2 separate regions of the Mus musculus genome follow, and region 2 is linked to region 1. The links are chromatin loops, found by intact Hi-C in ENCODE. Cell type or tissue: left cerebral cortex. All regions are shown on one strand. Each heading gives the region's core, and the rest is flanking DNA. Links, peaks and the distances in the headings are about the cores only. Region 1 holds the start of Gm35467 (a long non-coding RNA gene). Region 2 has its middle 110 kb from the start of Gm20387.

The links. Peaks named below come from ENCODE experiments on the same cell type or tissue, not always from the same donor. Only the 100,000 strongest peaks of a DNase experiment are listed, where the experiment ranks them.
Region 2: a loop joins it to region 1, with 13 times the contacts of the local background. A loop is called at or near these places in 4 of 42 quality-filtered maps.

The regions. Positions count from the first base shown.
Region 1 is chr6:109,735,206-109,745,519 of GRCm38, forward strand. It overlaps Gm35467 (a long non-coding RNA gene), which reads left to right and starts at 4,607. Exons shown (of 3, transcript XR_869353.1): 1 at 4,607-4,720; 2 at 9,837-9,912. In left cerebral cortex, for the core only: no CTCF peak of the experiment used is centred there; a DNase peak (open chromatin) is centred at 5,672.
Region 2 is chr6:110,532,672-110,542,985 of GRCm38, forward strand. No RefSeq gene overlaps it. Among named protein-coding and RNA genes, the nearest start is that of Gm20387, 110 kb to the right of the region's middle. In left cerebral cortex, for the core only: no CTCF peak of the experiment used is centred there; DNase peaks (open chromatin) are centred at 6,209, 6,400, 6,875 and 6,976; H3K27ac peaks cover 306 bases.

The DNA of each region.
Region 1 (10,314 bases), core at 4,214-6,713:
AGTCTGACTGTTATTTTGTGTACTTTATCATATAGTCTAAATATTAATTCTCCATCATGAATACCTGTCAGAAATTCCCTTTCTTGTGCATAAGCTTTCTTATGTTGGTTTGATATGTGTGTGTGTGTGTGTGTGTGTGTGTGTGTGTGTGTGTGTGATAAAGTCTCACTCTGGGATGCTGGCTGGCATGGAACTGACTATGTAGACCAGGTTGAACAACTGTATGCAGCATTTCTCATGTCTCCAACATCCACGTACTGAAGTAGAATTACAGGTGTATGCCACCATACTTACTACTTGTATGCATCAGTCACTGTTCAGTCTGAAAGCAGAAGCATTTGAATAGATGCATATTGGTCTTTGAAAGTATCCAACATTGTGTGCTGAAAGCAAGTTCCTATAGTATTGATGTCCCGAAGTCCTGCCCATGTCTACATCTATCTTTTGACAAACATTTAAACTCATTAAGGGTATATAAAATGGTGGGTATACAGTATTAATTTGGGAAAATATGAGTACATATGGAAACATTCTACAATTCATGTTGTCCTGCAATTTTATATCATACATTGGTGTGTTCTCTTGTGCTCTCAAATATCATTGTAGATCTTAGCTGTGATTAGCTGCATAGTAGAGCGGATCTCTTAGGTATATTCCTTTCTCTCTAGATTAAGAGCTACACACTGATTGCTGGGAACCAAACACAAGTAGAGCCACAGTACCCAAGTCTTAGTTTATAATTTGTTTCTAAAATGTTATGTCAATCAAATGAGCTGAGAAAAAAATCCTGGAGTTAATTAATATAGTATGTGTATACATGTTTGGATTCAGGAGACATAGTAACATTTGTCAAGCTAAAATTTAGTTATAGGTTCTCATTTCAGGACTAAAGTTGAAGATAGTTATAAGTCTGAAAAACTAAGTAGTCCTTGGAAAAAAGTGTGTTACTTTTCATAATAGGAGTAAAGCATGTAGACATTAACTATTAGAGTCTAATAAGTATGTTTTCTGAGAATGTATAAGATCATATAATTAGTATACATTTAAAGAATATTTAATAACCATAATACACAAAGTTATGATATGTAGTAGGGAGCAGAGTTCCATTTTCTTTCTGAGATTAGTATTCTTCACACTCTAATAAATCAAAGAATTGGTTCTATACTGATTGAACTTCAACTTTCCTTGTTTGGAGCTTTTGAAATTATTATTTTGAACATTCTTATTTGATATAGTTTCATCCCACCTGTACCTTATAACAGTGTTTGCATGAGTTATAAATTTAAATTTTCTTGGGTAATTCATTAACTATATTTTGCATGCCTTTGGTGTCCTGGGAATGTTGATCATGTGTATTTTGGGTATCATTTTAACATTGACAATGTTTAGGAGATTTTTAAATAAAATTCAATTAGATTTGTGTGTTGCAATTTGAGATCTGGTATCAAATTTAATAAAGAAACTGTGTATATATGTGTGTTGAGGGGAGTACCATATAGACTCTTGCAGTACCTAACATGAGCAATTATACTGTGTGGTCATTGTTTTTCCTCTGTTGTTTTTCCAGTGGTTGTTTGTCATATTCTGACCAAATCACACTTATCTTGACCAACTGTTAAGGTTTCATTTAATAAACACATTTACAATACCTTGTGTATGGTTTGTAATGTATTAGAATATGGTACAAATAATCAAATAATAACCTTTTTATAAACATAAATGACTTTGAGATTAATATATGATGCTGGAGCTGGAGAGAGGACTTAGAAGTTAGATCACTGCTGTTCTTCCAGAGGATCTATGCTCAAATCTCTCTACCAGGGCTCACATCAGTCTGTAACTCCAATTGCAAAGTATTCAACACTTTCTTCTGGCCTCTACAGTCAAACAGCACACACACACACACACACACACAAACACACACACACACACACACATGTATCTATGTATGTATGCATGTATGTATGTATGTATATGTGTGTGTGTGTATATATATATATATATGTATATGTATATGTATATGTATATGTATATGTATATATGTATATATATATATATATATATATATATATATATATATATATATATATATACTCACACATATACATAAACCATAGGAGTTAAAGTGACATAAGGGGCCATTCTGACATGCCTGGTGGAGTGAACTTTAACCTGTGTGAAGTACAGAAAGAAATACACAGCTAAAAGTCTGGGCCCAAAGAGAGGGATGAACCAAGGAAGCCAGGTCATCATGCTGCAGAGCTCTGTGGTGACTCAAATGTCATGGCAGACACTGAATTTAATAAGTAAGTGTATAAAGAGCTCCACAGATGATAGACAGGTGGCCGTGTCTCTGCAGGCTTGTGTGATTTACATTGATTTTGTCCATTCCTGCCTCATCAATCTTCATTCTTCTGGGCTTCCTGGAAATAAGGAAAGTTTTATAAATTAAGTTATACCTCAACTTTTTAGAAATCTTATTTCTTACAGATGAGAAAATCTTAAGTAGTTTAGGATAATTTACCTATTCATTTGGTTTTCTGAAAAATTTGTTCTGCTATTGAACTAGACTGAATTTCTGATTTAAATGAGATAAAATAATATTGAAATCAACTGAAAGAAGTGAGAAACATCAGTTAAACAATATATATATATATTATCTTTCCATACATATATACACATATATATATCATGAATAATTAGACATATCTATATGGAATATGTATAAATTCATAAAAGTTGCTAGCATATATATGCATATATATCGGCATTTTATGAGATACAATCTTGAAAATAGTATAGAAAGGGAACATTTGTACTAAAATTTCACTTCTTAAACCTTTTATCCTTTGATTACAGAACTAAATGAAACTTACAGAACTAAATGAAATTTTGTTGCTCTAAGGCTGAAAATAATTTAACAAACAAAACAAACAATATCATAATATGGCCTTCTCATGTCTTTATTGGCCATTAATATTGATGGACACAATAATATGATTAAAGTAATTATTTATTCAAAATCATTTGAAAATCATTTATTCCTCTGCTATCCTTTTGTTTATTCTTTCATTAAATACCTGTGCTTATGTAGTCTTATTCATTCAGTATTTATTAATTCATAATAAAAATTGCTGTAAGTCAAAAACTAGCTAGTTTAACCTTTTATAATTTATAATTATTATTAGGTATCTCACTTTAGTATCATCTTAGTAAAGAACATGAAGTTATGGTCTGTTGGCTTTTAAATTAGATTATTATTTAATTCTCATTAACTAAATTTGTATAAAATTCTTCAAAATTGTTAAATAATTGTAAGTGTGTAAATGTGGGAGGGGACAACCAGTTCTACAGAGTTGTCCTATGATCTCTCTATATGAGCTATGGTACATGTTCCTTCCCTACCCCATCACATTGAACACAACAATAGAAACTAAATAAATAAAAATTTAAAATAATCTCTCATTTAGTAAACAAGAGAAGAATGTCTCTTTGTCACTGATCATTGGGAGGATATAAATACTCTCCTCTGTCCTGTGTGAAGATTGCCAGGTTTTTCTTTGCACTGAGGAATGAAAGTCTGGATGTATTTTCTCTAGTTTATATTCTCATATTACTTCCTTACTGATGCCATTAAACATTATTTTCTATTTTTTTGTGAGTTCCTTCCCAGAACTTGTTTAATGTGTACCAGCTGGGAGGTGTCAGCAGACTTTCACATTTTTGGTATTTTCAGGAGGATCTAAAACAAATTTACCATAGGCTGGACACAGGAATAATTTTCATGTTATCTATCTTATTGAAAACCCATTTGGCCTAGCAATATTGTTTGCATAACTGGAGCCAGACTCCATTTATATTGCAGTTGGCAAGTTTTTAACAAATTCCTTTTGTTTTAAGAAATAAGTGTGGTCTGAATATATGAATCACTCAATGTGATTTATACTACTGTTACCTTAGAGTAAATTGGAAAATTGCAGTAGGAGAGTTCCTTCATCAGATTCCACAAATGTCTGAAGTTCTGAAGTAAGAAAAAAAAAACTGATAAAAGGTTCGCAGTGTTAACACTTTTTACATTGTAGATAGTCAGACATTGAGTGTAAGTAGGGTCTTAAATATGAGTAATTCAGCAAGAACAAAAGTTTATGACATCCTAACCTATCAACCAACTTTGATATCTACTTCTTCTTCTTCTTAGCACATCTAATGCATCTAGACAAAATTTATTGCTCAGATAGGACATATAACTATGCAACTTTTACTTTTCCTGTTAACATTGTAATATTTGTGGATTTTATAATGCATATTTTTCAGAGGTTTGCATGTGAAGTTACAGGTAATATGAGTATTGAACTGTCTGCAAGAGTCAGGATAGAAGCATCTCTCTTTATATACAGCTCCACATAAGTGGATTCTCATGCATAGCAATAACCCTACACTCTCCACAAAATGACTGGCTTTGCAACATAGCCTCTTCATGGAATGATCATATCACATACCAGGCTGCTATGAGACTTGAACTTCTTACCTACAAAAATAAAAAAAACAAAAATGTTGTCTGTGAAATATAAGAATAGCTCTTTGTGATGTCACAGAGAGGCAAAATGGCAACCCTTATCCACAAGTCTCTCTGCTCCTCTTTCAAACATTGTCAAAGGCAATATAATAGTTAATATTATCAACTTCACTGGATAAAAGAAGGGAACCCTTTACACATGCTGTGAGTACTCTTCTATGCTAGGGTAATTGTGGTGGGTAGACTCACAATAATAATGGTGATTATAATAACCACATTCCCTAGGCTATATATACACAGAAGGCTAACTGAACAGAAGGTATCCACTTTGCTTTTTGATGCCAAAACCAATTGACCAGCTGTCACAAGCTCTTGATGGTCTTATGGTGGACTTATGGTGCACTGTGCCTTGATTTGTGAGCCAAATAAATCCTCCCCCCTTCAACATGCCTTTCTCAGAAGAGTTTATAGTCCCAACAGGAAAAGTAGCCCAGGGAAGCAGTAAATACAACCATTTTCAGTGCTTCTTCCGTTAGAAGAGTCTTTGGATCTTCCTTTTGTCTGATAAATGTCTACCTTAAGTCCTTGTTAATTATTTGTAACTTAAAATGTAAATGTTCTAATTATATCTTTGCACAGGGGCCTGAATAACATTAAATAGACATCGCACTTCTCAGCAAGGAGCTAAGGATGCAGTGGTTTATTTGTTGGTTTTTGTAGACATTTGCTAGGTTGGGCTGGTTTAAGAGCTACATTATAACTGCTCATACCTTACTCTTCACTCTATCCCCAGCATCAAGCACAGAGAACATGTTCAGGTTGTGTGGCGTCAAATAGAAGCCATTCTATTTGAGCAAGCTTTATTTAAATAGATCAAGTTCAAGAAACATCTATCTAATGAATATGTATAAGAGTTATCCTCATTGCTGGTGTCTTTGAGGAATATAATCCCCTGTCATCCTCCCTGTAATGTCTGGTATGCAAGTCATCCCACTGTAAGGAGGGCTCCAGACAGAGGAGAGAGATGGTATCATAGTAAACATTACCCTTTGACTAAATAAGAGATGGGGGTTGTGGGGAGACTCTTTCACAGTTTCATTGACTAACCAAAGCAGCTTTTAGTTGGAACTGACTAACCTCCTTTTCCACTTTAGTATGCAATTTTCACATGAGCTGAGAAAGTCTATTTTAAAATCATTTCACAATTTCCTAACACAATCTGGAAGCTATTTTGGAGGTGTCTTATTCCCAGAAGAGTAAATGCTAAATGAATGTATTAAAAATTACTTTGTCCCATAATCAGCCTCCAAACTGTGACACCATTGCATACACCAGCAAAATTTTGCTGAAAGGACCCTGATATAGCTGTCCCTTGTGAGACTATGCCGGTGACTAGCAAACACAGAAGTGGGTGCTCACAGTCAGCTATTGGATGGAACACAGGGCCCCCAATGAAGGAGTTAGAGAAAGTATCCAAGGAGCTAAAGGGGTCTGCAACCCTATATGTGGAACAACAATATGAACTACCCAGTACCCCCGGAGCTCGGGTCTCTAGCAGCATATGTATCAGAAGATGGCCTAGTCAGCCATCACTGGAAAGAGAGGCCCATTGGACTTGCAAACTTTATATGCCCCAGTATAGGGGAACACCAGGGCCAAGAAGTGGGAGAGGGTGGGTAGGGCAGTGGGGGGTAGGATGTGGGGGAATTTTGGGATAGCATTAGAAATGTAAATCAAGAAAGTACCTAATTAAAAAAAATTACTTTGTCTTAAAGATACAGGGAATTAGCACCAGTTTGACCTAGCAATATTGTTTCATCATTTAGAATTTTAATTCACATATTTTATAAGTCAGGTAATAAGTATATAAAGTTTGAATCACCAATAAGAATTTCTTTTTTATTTATTTGTGATCTGACAAAAGCATGTTGGAAATATCCTTGCCTGCTATCAAGAATACATTTTCATACATCTTTTTATAACAATGACACTGACAAGAAGTATATATCATTTATTACAGAGATAGAATTGCTTCATTTATTTATTTATTTATTTATTTATTTATTTATTTTGCCTCTTAGGACTCTGAAAATCAAGCATGACTTCCTGGAAATACCAAAATAGCAAACATATCCTGGATACTATCCTGGAAACTATTGTTTTGCTGAAGTATAAATGGTTCTTGGTGATAATTCTTTTTTCTTGTGGTTCACCTAACCTACTTTTGGGAAGATGGTTAAGATACTGGCATCCAGAGGCCATTTTCACTACAAATTAAGAATACCAATAATGGTAGTGGCTTAGTATTTAAAATAGCTCCCAAGTTATTGGGTGGCCATTGTTGATAACAAATGGCTTGGCTAAAACAAGCATATCCATGTTCATGGCACAGAGACAGGAGTGCTGATCCTCGCATCCACAGAATGTGTTGTCATTATCCCTTGACACATGTTCTCAGAGAAACTAGGTACTAGCTTGGAAAATCTTTCATTACTTTCTTTATATCCAACTCATCTGAAGCAGCTTCCATCCCTACCCCAGTTAAAAAAATCTGTCCATTGATGTTACTTTCTAGTTACTGTGTCTAAGTATAATGTCCACATTTGGATTGCTCGGGATTTCCTGCGCATTTTCTTCTAACAGAATCCTGTTTGCTATGTACTCCACTTTTATAGTGTTTTGAGCAGTCAATGATATAGTATTTCTTTCTTGCCTCAAAAATTTGTTTTCCCCTAGAACAATTTGTGACCGTGAAATTTATTTTAAAATGACCTCTTCCCAAAATAGGATCTTACCTTACAGCTTTAGTCAATAAAATTTGTACTTCTGACATAATTAAAGTATGCATTTTAGTCAATAGACAAGAATTGCGTTTTATGCTTTTCAATTAAAATTCCAGCTTATCAAAGGGATGGTGCCTAGCACTAAATACGTGCCGTGTGTTCATAGCTGAATAAAATATTTTTAAAAACATTTGATTTGTCCAAAAGTGCTCATCAGTAAACAATGAAGTCCTTACATCCCTTTCCAAAAAGTGGATCTCATACTGTAAAATCATAAACGTTAAAAAAGCACGAGTTCTGTGCTTCTATGAAAGCCTGTGTCTGTCATTTGCAGTCATCTGAATTATAAGTAAACTTTTCCCATTTTACTACTTAAAAGTATTTTTCCAACACATGGATATTTCTCATTGTATTATTTATTTCTAATTTATATTGAATTATAGTATAATATATTAATTTGCTATTTTGATATTCACTGAGTCTGCCTAAATCTTTTTAGTTTTTCTTTTTTCATTGGATATTTTCTTTATTTACATTTCAAATATTTTCCCTTTCCAGGTCTCCTCTTCTGAAGTCCCCTATCCCCCCCCACACCCTCCCTTTATGAGGGTGCTCCCCCAACCCACCCACCCACTCCAGTCCTCCGGCTCTGGCATTCCCCTACACTGGGGCATCAAACATGCTCAGGCCCAAGGGCCTGTCCTCCCACAAACCTATGGTTAGATTTGGTAATAGCACTGCATGTATTTTTCATTTCTCATATCTATAATTTCTACAAGTTTCACAGATAAGAATCTATATTTCCTTCACTTTGAGAGATATTTTAATTGAAAAAGATTCTTCTCTCATACAATACATCCTAACCAGTTTCCCCTCCCTCCACTCCACCTTTCCCAACAATGCCTGCCACCTTCCCTCTTCCACATATCCACTCCACAAAATGAGCAGGCTTCCCAAAGGCAACAGCCAAACAGGACAAAATAAAATACAAAAAGACAAAGCAAAAGCCCTCCTACCAAGGCTGGATAAGGAAGAAATATAAGGAAAACAATCTTATAAGCAGGTAAAAGCATCAGAGATCCATCTGTTCCCACAGTTAGGAGTGTCACAAGATCATCAAGCTAACGGCCATAACATATACATAGAGGACCCTGTGCTTGCCATTTCAGTCTCTGTGAGCCCATGTGAGTCCTGCTTAATTGATTCGGAGGACCATGATCACCTGTTATCTTCAGTCTCCTCTGAGTCTTACAGTCCTTCCTCCCCCTCTTTTGCAGGCTTCTTCTGATCGCCAAGGGGAGGGAACAAATGGAAACCTCCAATTTAGACTTTCTTTCTGCCTTCTGAGCAGTTTAAGTTTCATATATGTTTTAATCATATTCCTCTCTTCCTCAGCTCTTCACAGATCCATAGCCTCTTTCCCACACACCAGACTTTAGGTCATTCATAGCATCATGTGCCTGAATATGAAACTGTTTAAACATGTCATTCACTGTAAGTTTGACACTAGAGTTATCATATTTTGTTGGATCATGTGGATCCAATGACATCATCAGTTACTCTAGTCCTGAAGATAAATAATCTTCACATGTCAGTGTCTTCTCTAAGTATTGTATAAGCTTCCACCGAAGTCCACACAGTATAAACTTATTTCTAAGTACATCCCTCACAGGTGCTGTTAAGAGGCTTATTGTCTGCTTTCTTTTTAAGAAAGTTCATTGTCAGTTTATCTACATAAATCAAATTTTGTATGTTGGTTTTATATATTGCAACTCTTTTGGCTACTCTGACTGTTTTGGCTTCTTTTAGGTTGGGCTTTGAGGATATTCTCAGTGTAAGATCATGTCATATGTAGTGAGAGTTTCTCATTGGGACACCTTTTATTTCTGTCTGTGGAGTAATTCTTATGCCAAGACTTAGAGTACTGTGTTACATATTGACTCCTAAGCCTTGGACTAGATCTTAGATACTTATATGCAATTTTTGATATATTATTGGGAATGGTAGGTTGCCATAAGTATCCTCTACCATGCTGAAGTAGTTTCTTTCCATTGTTACAGTTTTGTTTGGTGGTATCAGAAAAGTATATTGAGTGCTTGACAAAGACTTTTTCTGCCCCTATGGTGATTGTCAAATTACATTTGTCCTTCATTCTGGTAATATCTTGCATCATATACTTGTTGATTTATGTATATTGAAATATTTCTGTCTCTCAGGAGAAATTTCCAATAGGTTATTATTTATAGTGCATATGCCATGCTGTTAAACAGAAAGCACTGGCATCTTTTAAGAAGCAGCTCTGCTGTATTTATCTTGGACATTAGGCAGAGATTTATTTTCAGGCCCTTATGATTTTTAGTATGACAGATGCTGACTTTTCAAAAAGAGGTTAATAATGTTCTCATTTCTACTTGTAGAAGCCTTTTTAAAAATGACTGTTGTTAATTATTGAATTATTCAAAATAATAACCTGTGTGGTCATCTGATCATGGACTCTTTAAAAAAATATTTTTATTATTTCTCCTAATTCCATCTAGTCTGCCTGATCCCTGCCGCCCAGATGCTCTCGTCTTTGTCTACGAAGTATGAAGTGGCATTTGTCCTGGAGTTCAGGTCCTGTTCATGGAGAACTTTACCAGCTGAGACACCATTAAGCCTTACTTAATGTTTAAATTACACCTTGGTAAACTTTGCGCTCAGTCTGTGATGCTGCTGCTTGTTGCTTTGAAATATAAAGTTGCACTGTTTATTTGAGATCCTGCCTCTCCTTTCCCTCACTTTGCTCTCTCTGTGTATCTATCACTATAAAATTTTCTCTGAGAGTTGTTTTTACTGCACACTGTAAACTATGCTGTTGCCATTATCATCTTTTAATTTGTCCATTGAGCTCTTCTTTGAATAGTATTCCTGAGTGCTGATTATCAAAACTGGAGCGATTTAAGTGAGAGCCTCGAGATTCACACTCAGAGCAAGGAATGGTGGCTTTCCTTCTGGGCGAGGTGTGAATAAACATGT
Region 2 (10,314 bases), core at 4,931-7,430, 800 kb after region 1:
AGACTCTAAAACTTATAGAGGAGAAAGTGGGGAAAAGCCTCAAAGATATGGGCACAGGGGGAAAAAATTCACGAATAGAACAGCAATGGCTTGTGCTTTATGATCGAAAATTGACAAATGAAACCTCATAAAAATTGTAATTGGGAGTTATTTTTCTATTGACTCAAACAAAAATATGTTTCATTTAAAGAAAGAAATCTTGAGATATATTGGAGTAATGATTATAAAGATTTAGAAGAATATGTGTTGAGGAATAGATAATTGGCTTTGGGATATAATTTAACGAAAAAAAAAAGACATAATTTCCTGATGTATCAGATGTAGTGTGTGTAAAAGAAAAGCATCAAAGATGACTTTAGAAGTTTTAGTCCAAATCAGTAAATGTACGGCAGTACCATTTACTGAACTTGTAGTGACTAATAAGGTGTTGGAAGAGGGTATGTGAATCAGCACGTGTATTTCTTGAATATGGCCCTTTGATTATTCTTAGCACATGTCAAAATAGTAATCAATGATGATTATCAAGAAGGTTATGTCAACAAATTATAGAGTAGACTTAGAAGAAAGCTTAGTAGTTAGGACTTTTCCTTGGTACACTTTGCTTGTGATTTATATTAGCAGCATGTGAATGGTGGCAAAAGTAATAAACATCAGTAATATCTCCAGTATTTTACACATTATGCAAAATACTTCTCTAGCATGAGTCTGTATCTGGCTACATTTCACTAAAGGAACATGATAAAGAACCCATGATATTGTGTTCTGTAATCTATTGTCCAGTGTATGCCAAGGCCACATCTCTCATCTCATATTCCACAGGAGACATGAACACCACAGGATTCCCAAAGCAGTTAGGACCTACTATTGACTGAATGCCAGGACTTCCCACATTTTCTCTGAGATATCTTCACATCATGCATCAGTACTTCCAAGCCCTTTCCATCCCTCATTCCCTAAAAGAGTCACCATCTTTATATATGTACACTTCTAGTCTTTCTTGGGTCCCTTCCTATTATCTCTCACTAGGGCATTTACTAAAATTTAATTCTTGGATATCTAATTCTATCTTCACGTCTGCTTCAGTCATCCAAACTAAACATAACAGAAGTGCATAATCAGATGTAATCCTGTTGAAGGCAATTAAAAAATCTCTCTGTACTAGATTGCTTATTGCTTTTGTATTACAGGATTTGAAGAGATTAAGTGATTCTTGTCATCCTCAGCTTTTACTTAACAGGCTTTTATCCTGTGCCTGATGTTTTGAGAAACAAATGATAGAGCCAAGTCCAGAATTAATGTATGTGTATAGGTAAGTACGTACGTATGTATGTATTCATGTATGTATGTATTCATGTATGTATGTATGTATGTATATTCACTCTCCATATTTAAATCTGAAAATAGTCAAATCATTTTAATAAATGTTTATAAAATGTCTAGTGTGTGAAAATCTTCACAATCTGTAAAGTCGAAGCTATTAAGAAGTAATTTTAAATTAATTGTTCTGTGATAATGTTTTAGGAAATGTGCATTTATATACATCCATAAAGACACACATAATATATGCATATCTAAACATGTATATTTGCATGCATAAATATATGTCTTTAAGTATATGTATGCATGTGTATATGTATATATGTGTGTATAAATACATAGGTATGTCCCAAGAATTCACGTTAAGCATTAAGACCTCTCTGTTTCTGTCTCTGCCTCTGTGTGTGTGTATATGTGTGTGTGTGTGTGTGTGTGTGTGTGTGTGTGTGTGTGTGTGTGTGTACATACTGTGTGCATATGGGTGTTCACAGAGTCAGAGGAAAGCTTCAGTATCCTATACCTATAGGCAGTTATGTGCTACCGGGCATGTGTGCTGTGAACTAGTACATGCCTTCTTCAAAATAGCAAGTGTTCTTAACTACTGAACCATCTCGTCAATTCCCAGAACTTTTACTTTTGAAATCACTGCAGGTTGAGAAAATTGAGGCTTCAGTCCAGGATATAGTTGAATGAGGGTGGGGTCTAAGACCTCAACCTAAAAATGGTGATGTATTAAGTAATTTTGCATCAGATTAAAAATCTATGCAGAAATTAAATAAGTGAACTGGTTCCTTTAAGACAGAATATACACATATGCACTATTTATCTACTTACTATTCAATACAGTAGTATTTCTCTGTGCCAGTGTTTAATTTCCTTCACATCACACATAGTTATAGGCAGCTTTGGAATATAACCCATGGTTCCATTAAAAGAAGCAAACAAAAAAAGCCAAACTCCTGTCCTTGTTTTTATGTGGATACGTGTTGTCTGCCTTGTCTCTGTTGCATCTGAATACGATATTCTTAAAGCACAGGGAAAATAATCATGCATATCAATTAAATATAATTTTTTGTGGCCGGTAAATCTATGCACACCATATACAAACACAGATTGACGAGGTTTTTTTTTCCCCATTTCTCTTTGCAGGTAACCATCATTGGTTAACGATGACCGTGTATCTAATTTGTATTTTACAGGCATAAATATTGTATTGTATTGTACTGTATTGTATTGTATTATATTGTATTGACTGTGTGTTTATTTTACATTTTTGTGCAAAAATCATTTTGGGCTGAAAACAGTCTCCATTGTTGGTTCCATAAGAATTCTTCTCAAAACAGTAAACGATGTATCTACATTTCTTGTTGTAGTGTTGATTTAGCCTTTCCAATGAAGAATGTTCTTCATGACCGTTAATATAAAAATTTAACTGATCTTCATAGAGAACCTTGGGCCAATCAGTACTGAGGAATATATCTTGTTCATTCCTTTATAGGTATATATATATATTTTATTACTTAGACACTCAGTTCTTTCTCATGGATTTTACTGGATGTTATACAGTTAAAACCCTAAGCATGGTCCTTGGAAAAACACATAATTTAGATCTATGAAATTTAGGTGTATATAGCAATATCTTTCAGGCTTTCGTTATGGAGAAGAAAGAACACAATGGAGTACAGTAGGCTTCCTGAAAGACTAAAAGAATTACAAAGAAAACTCCATTGTAGGCCATATATTCATGAATGTAGTGTTTATACTTAAGAGAATAAGATAATGGAGATGGCTGTGATTTCTAGAACCTTCCATGCCTTATATCTCATCAGAAATGAAGCCATATGCATCCTTAAGAGGGTAGTAGTATATTTCCCATTGTCCAGATCAGAAAGTACATACACAATAACATTATGTGACTAACTCAGCCAATAACTGGAGTAACTAGGTCTTAGCCCAAATGCTTCTACCCCAGAGCTGATAGGCATAGCACAGATAAGCAAATGAGTCTTACCTGTTCCTTATGCATCTCTATTTGAGCCACACACAGGCTCAAATAAGTATATTCAAGTTACCACAGAAACCAGAGGGCTCAGAAATCCTTGGAACTGGAGGTATAGGCATTTGTTAGATATTCAACATAGGTGCTAAAAAATGAACTCAGATGTTTGCAAGAATGAACGGTATGTGTTCTTAGCCACTGAGTCATCTCTTTTGACCCTGTTCACTCCATCACACCTGTCTTAGGTACATTTTGAGTACATAGAGTTAGTAATTTTCTGGTAAAACTGTGTGATACATGATGTATCAAGAGTTGGTCTTATACATGGGGCCTGTTCTGTGCCATCTGCTGAAATCTATAAGAACAAACCAGTATATTCTATGTCTGTTCTGCATATCATGTGATTTGCCTTATCACATACTGGGGCAATTCGATATAACTCACTAGATGGATACTTAATCAATATAGATGGTTCTGTTAAGAACTATTTCTACTGTCTATGAATTATACAATAAGCTTAGTGTCACTGATTATGAGTGAGGACAGCTATAGCAAAAATCTAGATTCTTCATGTGAGAAAAAAATCCTATGTGTGTGTGCTGGACACCTCAATCCTAATCAGGCTGCAGCTAGATTTTTATGAACTGAACCACACAAATTTAAAATAAACTGTCTAAATTGCTCAAAGTGCAATGAACATATCAATATGACACTTGAAACAAGAAAAAAAATCTCTGAAATGAAAATTCCCAACTGGGTATGGTGGTACAAATCTGTAATACCAGAACTCAGGAGGATGAGGCTGTAAGACCATGAGTTCCAAGTTTAGCCTGGGCTACTTAAAACAATTCAAAACTAACCTTCCATTTAAAATCTAGAAACTAGTTTTCCCCTTTATCCAGAAGAGATTCGTCATTTGGCTAAATAAAATATCTCACACTATTGAGGAAGTAAAGCAGGCATTGGCTGACAGGGCTTTCGGGGGATAGAGGGATGAATACATAAAACACACAAGTTTTAAGACAGTACAAACATTCTGGAGGTACTATAAATAGCACACACACCATTTTTTATTTGTCCAAATGTAATTTTGCTCACGTGAAACTTTTCAAAAACAGTTTTTAAGACATTCAACTTTGATTTTGAAAATTGTATTTATATATTTACTTATTTTAAATTCCAGATTTTATTCCTCTCCTAGTACACCCTCCGACTATTGCACATCCACCAGACCTCTAAACTTCCTTGGACCTCCAGTATCTTGAGGTTTAGGTGTATTTTCTCTGACTAAACCCAGACTTAGCAGTCCTCTGCTGTATATGTGTTGGGGGGCTCATATCAGCTGGTGTATGCTGCCTGATTGGTGGTCCAGTGTTTGAGAGATCTTGGGGGGTCCAGGTTAATTGAGACTGCTGGTCATCCTACAGTGTCGCCCTCCTCCTCAGCTTCTTCCAGTTTTTCCTTAATTCAACTTCAGGGGTCAGCAGCTTCTGTCCATTGGTTGGGTGCAAATGTCTGCATCTGACTCTTTCAGCTGCTTGTTGGGTCTTTTGGAATGCAGTCGTGATAGGTGAGCGCTCCATAGCCTCAGTAATAGTGTCAGACCTTGCGGCCTCCCCTTGAGCTGGATCCCACTTTGGGCCACTGGAACTTCTTTTCCTCAGGCTCTTCTCCATTTCCAACCCTATAATTCTTTCAGACGGAACAATTATGGGTCTGAGTTTTGACAGTGGAATGGAAACCCCATCCCTCACTTGATGCCCTGTCTTTTTGCTGGAGGTGGGCTCTACAAGTTCCCTCTCCCCAATGTAGGGCATTTCGTCTAAGGTCTCTCCCTTTGAGTCCTGAGAGTCTCTCACTTCCCAGGCTTCTGGTACACTTTGGAGGGAACCACCAACCTCTTACCTCAGGAGGTTGCCTGTTTCCATTCTTTCTGCTGGCCCTCAGGGCTTTAGTTCTTTTCCCCACCCAATACCTACTTATGATTTGTCTAGGTTTACTTATGCCCACCCTGGCTGTATCTGTTTCCCTTGAGAGAGCCGACCTGTGCATCATTCAGTTATGACATGAGCCCATTTCTCTATTTAGATATTTTGTTTTGAATAATACCTGACATCATGCTCACCTATTGAGAAGTACAGTACCTGTCTTTAAAAGAAAAAGAGCCAGGCAGTGGTGGCACGTGCCTTTAATCCCAGCATTTGCGAGGCGGAGGTAGTCGGATTTCTGAGTTCAAAGCCAGTCTGGTCTACAGAGTGAGTTCCAGGACAGCCAGGGCTACAAAGAGAAACCCTGTCTTGAAAAACAAAAAAACAAATAAATTAATTAATTAAAATTAAAAGAAAGAAAAAGAAATTATTGTAAATGCACACACGTGAACAGTGTCCTGTACTAGTAGTCATTAATAGAAGTTACCGTTTCAGTTATTTTATAGGACTCTTAAGGCCATCTTAACTTGCAAATGATTATGTAAAAAGCCAAGGTTTTGTTGAGAAATTAACAGTAGAATGCAGTGTTTGTTAGGCATATGGTAAACAAGCATGCTCAAAACCATTCAAAGATGTTCATTGAGTAACAGATTCTGCTAGAAGCTTTCAACCAACTCTGCCTACCAAAAGCTATGCTCTGAAGGCTCTGTACTTTCCAAACTACTTCCATCCTTAAATATAACTAATTAAAAAGCAAGTAAATCTTTAACTGTCTTTACTTAGCTTTATCTTCAATGCTGTTGACACACACACACAAACCCACTTCAATATGCTCACACAAATCACATTCCATGTTTCTCATTACTGCAAACACTTCTTCAGAAACTGGATTAATCATCTTTCCTTGACACGTTTGCCAGAACTCAGAAATGGAAGGGAAGACATGCCTGAAGAGCAGCTTAGGCAAGATCTGAGTCCAAGAGTGTTCATTTCTGCTTCAAATCTTTCTGGAAACCTTTTCCATGGTTTCTGTGTTGCAAGAAATAGCTGGTAAATTTTTATCTCCACCCCCTCAAATAACACAGTTCATCTGCTTCCCTTTTTTATACAAATAGGAGAGAAGGAAGCTGTCCGTGATGATCTGTAGAGAGTAGGTGTGTGTGAGAGCTGCTATTTGAACGGTGGTGTAGGGGCTGATGTCACGATGGCTTCCCACACAACAATATGGGAAACCACATTAGCAGCAGGAATCCCAGTTGGCAGAATTGCCCATGTACCTGCTAAAAAGACAGTTATTTGAGTCAGACATCCTTAGGTCACCTTTGAGAAGTCAGTTATTATTTTTTTAAACCTTAAGTGATGCATAGTTCCTAAAATGGACTACAATATTCCAAAGTCTTTAAGAAGTACAGTGTGATAGAACAATAAAAGACTATTATACGTGTCATCACTATGGCTACATTATCACAGACATATGTCAGTCTTCCAGCAGAAATTGAAAACGTCAGGAAGTCAGAAAGGAAGGAGTCTGAAAAACAAGTAATAAATAAATTGCCACAAGTTGAGTAGAAGAAATACTTGGCAAGAAATGGTGACTTCAAGAAAGCTTAGAAGTCATTGCTGGTAGGGCTGTGCTGTCATTATAACTTCTCCTGAGAATTATGAAAGGGGGAATCATAAATTCAGGATGAGGAACTTCCTGAGACCCTTTCTCAAAAGAAACTCAAAAATTAAGTAAAATAAACAGGCCTGTGAATGTAGGTCAGTTGTAAAGTACTTACGTAGCATGTGTGAGAGTCTAAATTCAATCCTCAGCACCATACACATGCATGCATATGCTGAATACACGTGGTATGTATGCCCACCTATACATACCCATAGGAAATGCTACCCTGGATTCTGACCAGACCAAGATGACCTCTTGGCTTTTTGTGGTTGGAGTATTAAGATGAAAGTGTCTATCTGTGATAACTGATGACATATTATCAGAAGTGGCTAGACATCAGTGAGATCCTTCAATGACTTCCAGGAGTACTGCTCACTTACATGCTTTTTCCATAATATAAAAGAATATATATATACCAGTGACTTTAAAAGGTGCCCTGAGATTATCTTCCTAAGACCAGCATTCTGCTGCAAGGGGGAAAAGGGGGAATTTCTAAAATAAGTGTCATTTGACCTTTGCTATCAAGTACACGTCTACACACACTGTATATATAGACCTAGTAACATACTCTGTATAGGCATGCTACCTCCTATTGTTTGCTATATTACAACATAGAAATTGCTCTGTCAGATGTCTATCTCCTTCCTACCTTAGCATATGCTGATTGTTACTGTGGGAAAAGTTACCAGGCCATTCTGACCCAGTCAATTTATCTGGTATAAAGTTCTAATAAATCCATTTCTATATTATTTCCATGTGCTTGAATTCTGCTTGGCGGTTATTCTTTTTTAAGTTTTTCTTGGAGGTGAGCAGAGCTCATTCCTACACTAGGACTTATCCAGGTTTTAAACATAGTGATGTTCAAGTTTTGTCTTCATCAAACATCTGAGTTTAAAACAAACAAACAAATCCACTTCAAAAGATGCTCATTAAATAGAGAAGTTTGCCATTAAGTATGAGAGACTTTCTCCTTCCATACTTATATATGAGATACACTTTATATGACAGTTGTTGTCTGAATCCATTCAGATGTTGCTCCTGAGGAAATTCTGTTGATATCTTGGACTTCTATTACCCAGACTAAAAACGTTGCTCACCTAAGAGTGTGTTTCATTATCTTTAACTGAATTTCTGCAGGTTCTGTTATCAGTGTTGTTTGAAAATTGTTCCCTTCCACACTTGAAAAATAGTGTATGATTTTTTAACCATACCCTATAAATAGAATCACACTATCAATCTCTGTAAATCCATCAAGTAGCAGAAAGACCAGATCAGCCTAAATTGGTTTCATGGACTATAAATGAAAGGTTTTGCATAGACCTGAGTCCAAGCTAAGTTGTTCTCCAGAAGCCAGAAAAGATGAGAGATTCCATTTCTCTCTCTCTCTCTCTCTCTCTCTCTCTCTCTCTCTCTCTCTCTCTCTCTCTCTCTCTCTCTCTCTTCCTGTCATTCACTCAGTTTACATTGCATTGTTCTTTGTATAGACAGCTTTTCCCCACATTGCACCTCCAAAGTAGTATTTAATATGACTTTCAATCCAAAACAACACAAAAATTATAATTCTTCCTCAGTTTCATGTGTTTTGCAAATTGTATCTTATATCTCGGGTATACTAAGTTTCTGGGATAATATCCACTTATCAGTGAGTACATATCATTTGAGTTCTTTTGTGATTGTGTTACCTCACTCAGGATGATGCCCCCAATGTCCAACCATTTGCCTAGGAATTTCATAGATTCATTCTTCTTAATAGTTGAGTAGTACTCCATTGTGTAAATGTATCACATTTTTTTGTATCCATTCCTCTGTTGAGGGGCATCTGGGAACTGAAGAAGAATGAAGACCAAAGTGTGGACACGTTGACCCTTCTTAGAACTGGAAACAATCACCCATGGAAAGTGTAACAGAGACAAAGTTTGGAGCTGAGACAAAAGGATGGACCATATAGAGACTGCCATATCCAGGGATCCATCCCATAATTAGCCTCCAAACGATGACACCATTGCATACACTAGCAAGCGTTTGCTGAAAGGACCCTGATATAGCTGTCTCTTGTGAGACTAGGCCAGGACCTAGCAAACACATACGTGGATGCTCACAGTCAGCTATTGGATGGATCACAGGGCCCCCAATGGAGGAGCTAGAGAAAATATCCAAGGAGCTAAAGAGATCTGCAACCCTGCAGGTGCAACAACATTATGAACTAACCAGTACCCCGGAGCTCTTGACTCTAGCTGTATATGTATCAAAAGATAGCCTAGTTGGCCATCACTGGAAAGAGAGGCCCATTGGACACACAAAGTTTATATGCCCCAGTACAGGGGAATGCCAGGGCCAAAAAGTGGGAATGGGTGGGTAGGGGAGTAGGGGGGGAGGGCATATGGGGGACTTTTTGGCTAGCATTGGAAATGTAATTGAGGAAAATACGTAATAAAAAAGTTAAGATTTAAAAAAATTATAATTCATTTGATCATTTTGTAAATTAATAGAAATTATATTTAGTGTACATTTTAGTTAAGACCAGAAACTGAACAGAATATATAGGGTCCCCATCATTCCCTTCTAGTTATTCAGGCTGATTGTGGTACATTTGTAATGTAGATAAATGAGAATTGATGTTCATTTATTAAATAGGGGCCTGTAACTTAAACTGGTGGCCACCCTTTTTTTTTTTGTGTAGTGCATAAGATTGGAGTAATACATGGAGTCTTGGAGCTATCATTTTAATGATTGGTTTGACCACCCTAAAACTTCTATATTCTATGGATTGACCTTTCTTTCTTTACCCTGATCTTTTTGCAGCTAGAGACATTTTTGTGGGTATAGCTGTAGACACTCTAAAGAGGTTTTTATCTTTCCAAAATTTTCCCATTTGGAATCAAACTATAAGTGACATTTCCAGACTTCCTTCTTTAACATAGCAGAAAGTACTAATTGGTCCTATCCATGTCCTATAGATCAACTCTTTTGATGAAATATGCTCTCCTGCTGATGGATGAGTTTGGCTTTTTATTCACTTGTTGACAATGAGTTTGCCTCCTATAGGTTCACAAGTTGGAGCACATGGTCCTGCATTAGTAGCATATTTTGCTAGGGCAGCTGTGTTACTAATGGGTGAACTTTGAAGCTCAAAATTCTCCCACCATCTTCAATGAATGTGTTGCCTTTTTATTGGGATATCTATATGTCCCAAATAAATGCTGTCTTGTTTAACTATATGTTGTCTTCTTTGTGCTATTTTATTAAAGCAGTAGAAAATTTACAAAAACAAAAGCTATCTTAAATACTTCTGAGTTTGGTTAATTATGACTAAAGTAATTATAACTCTGTTGGTAAACAACAGTGATTTTATTGTAAGTGCATGTAAGCTGTATGAGGGTCATCAAGACTGCCTTCAAAAGTAC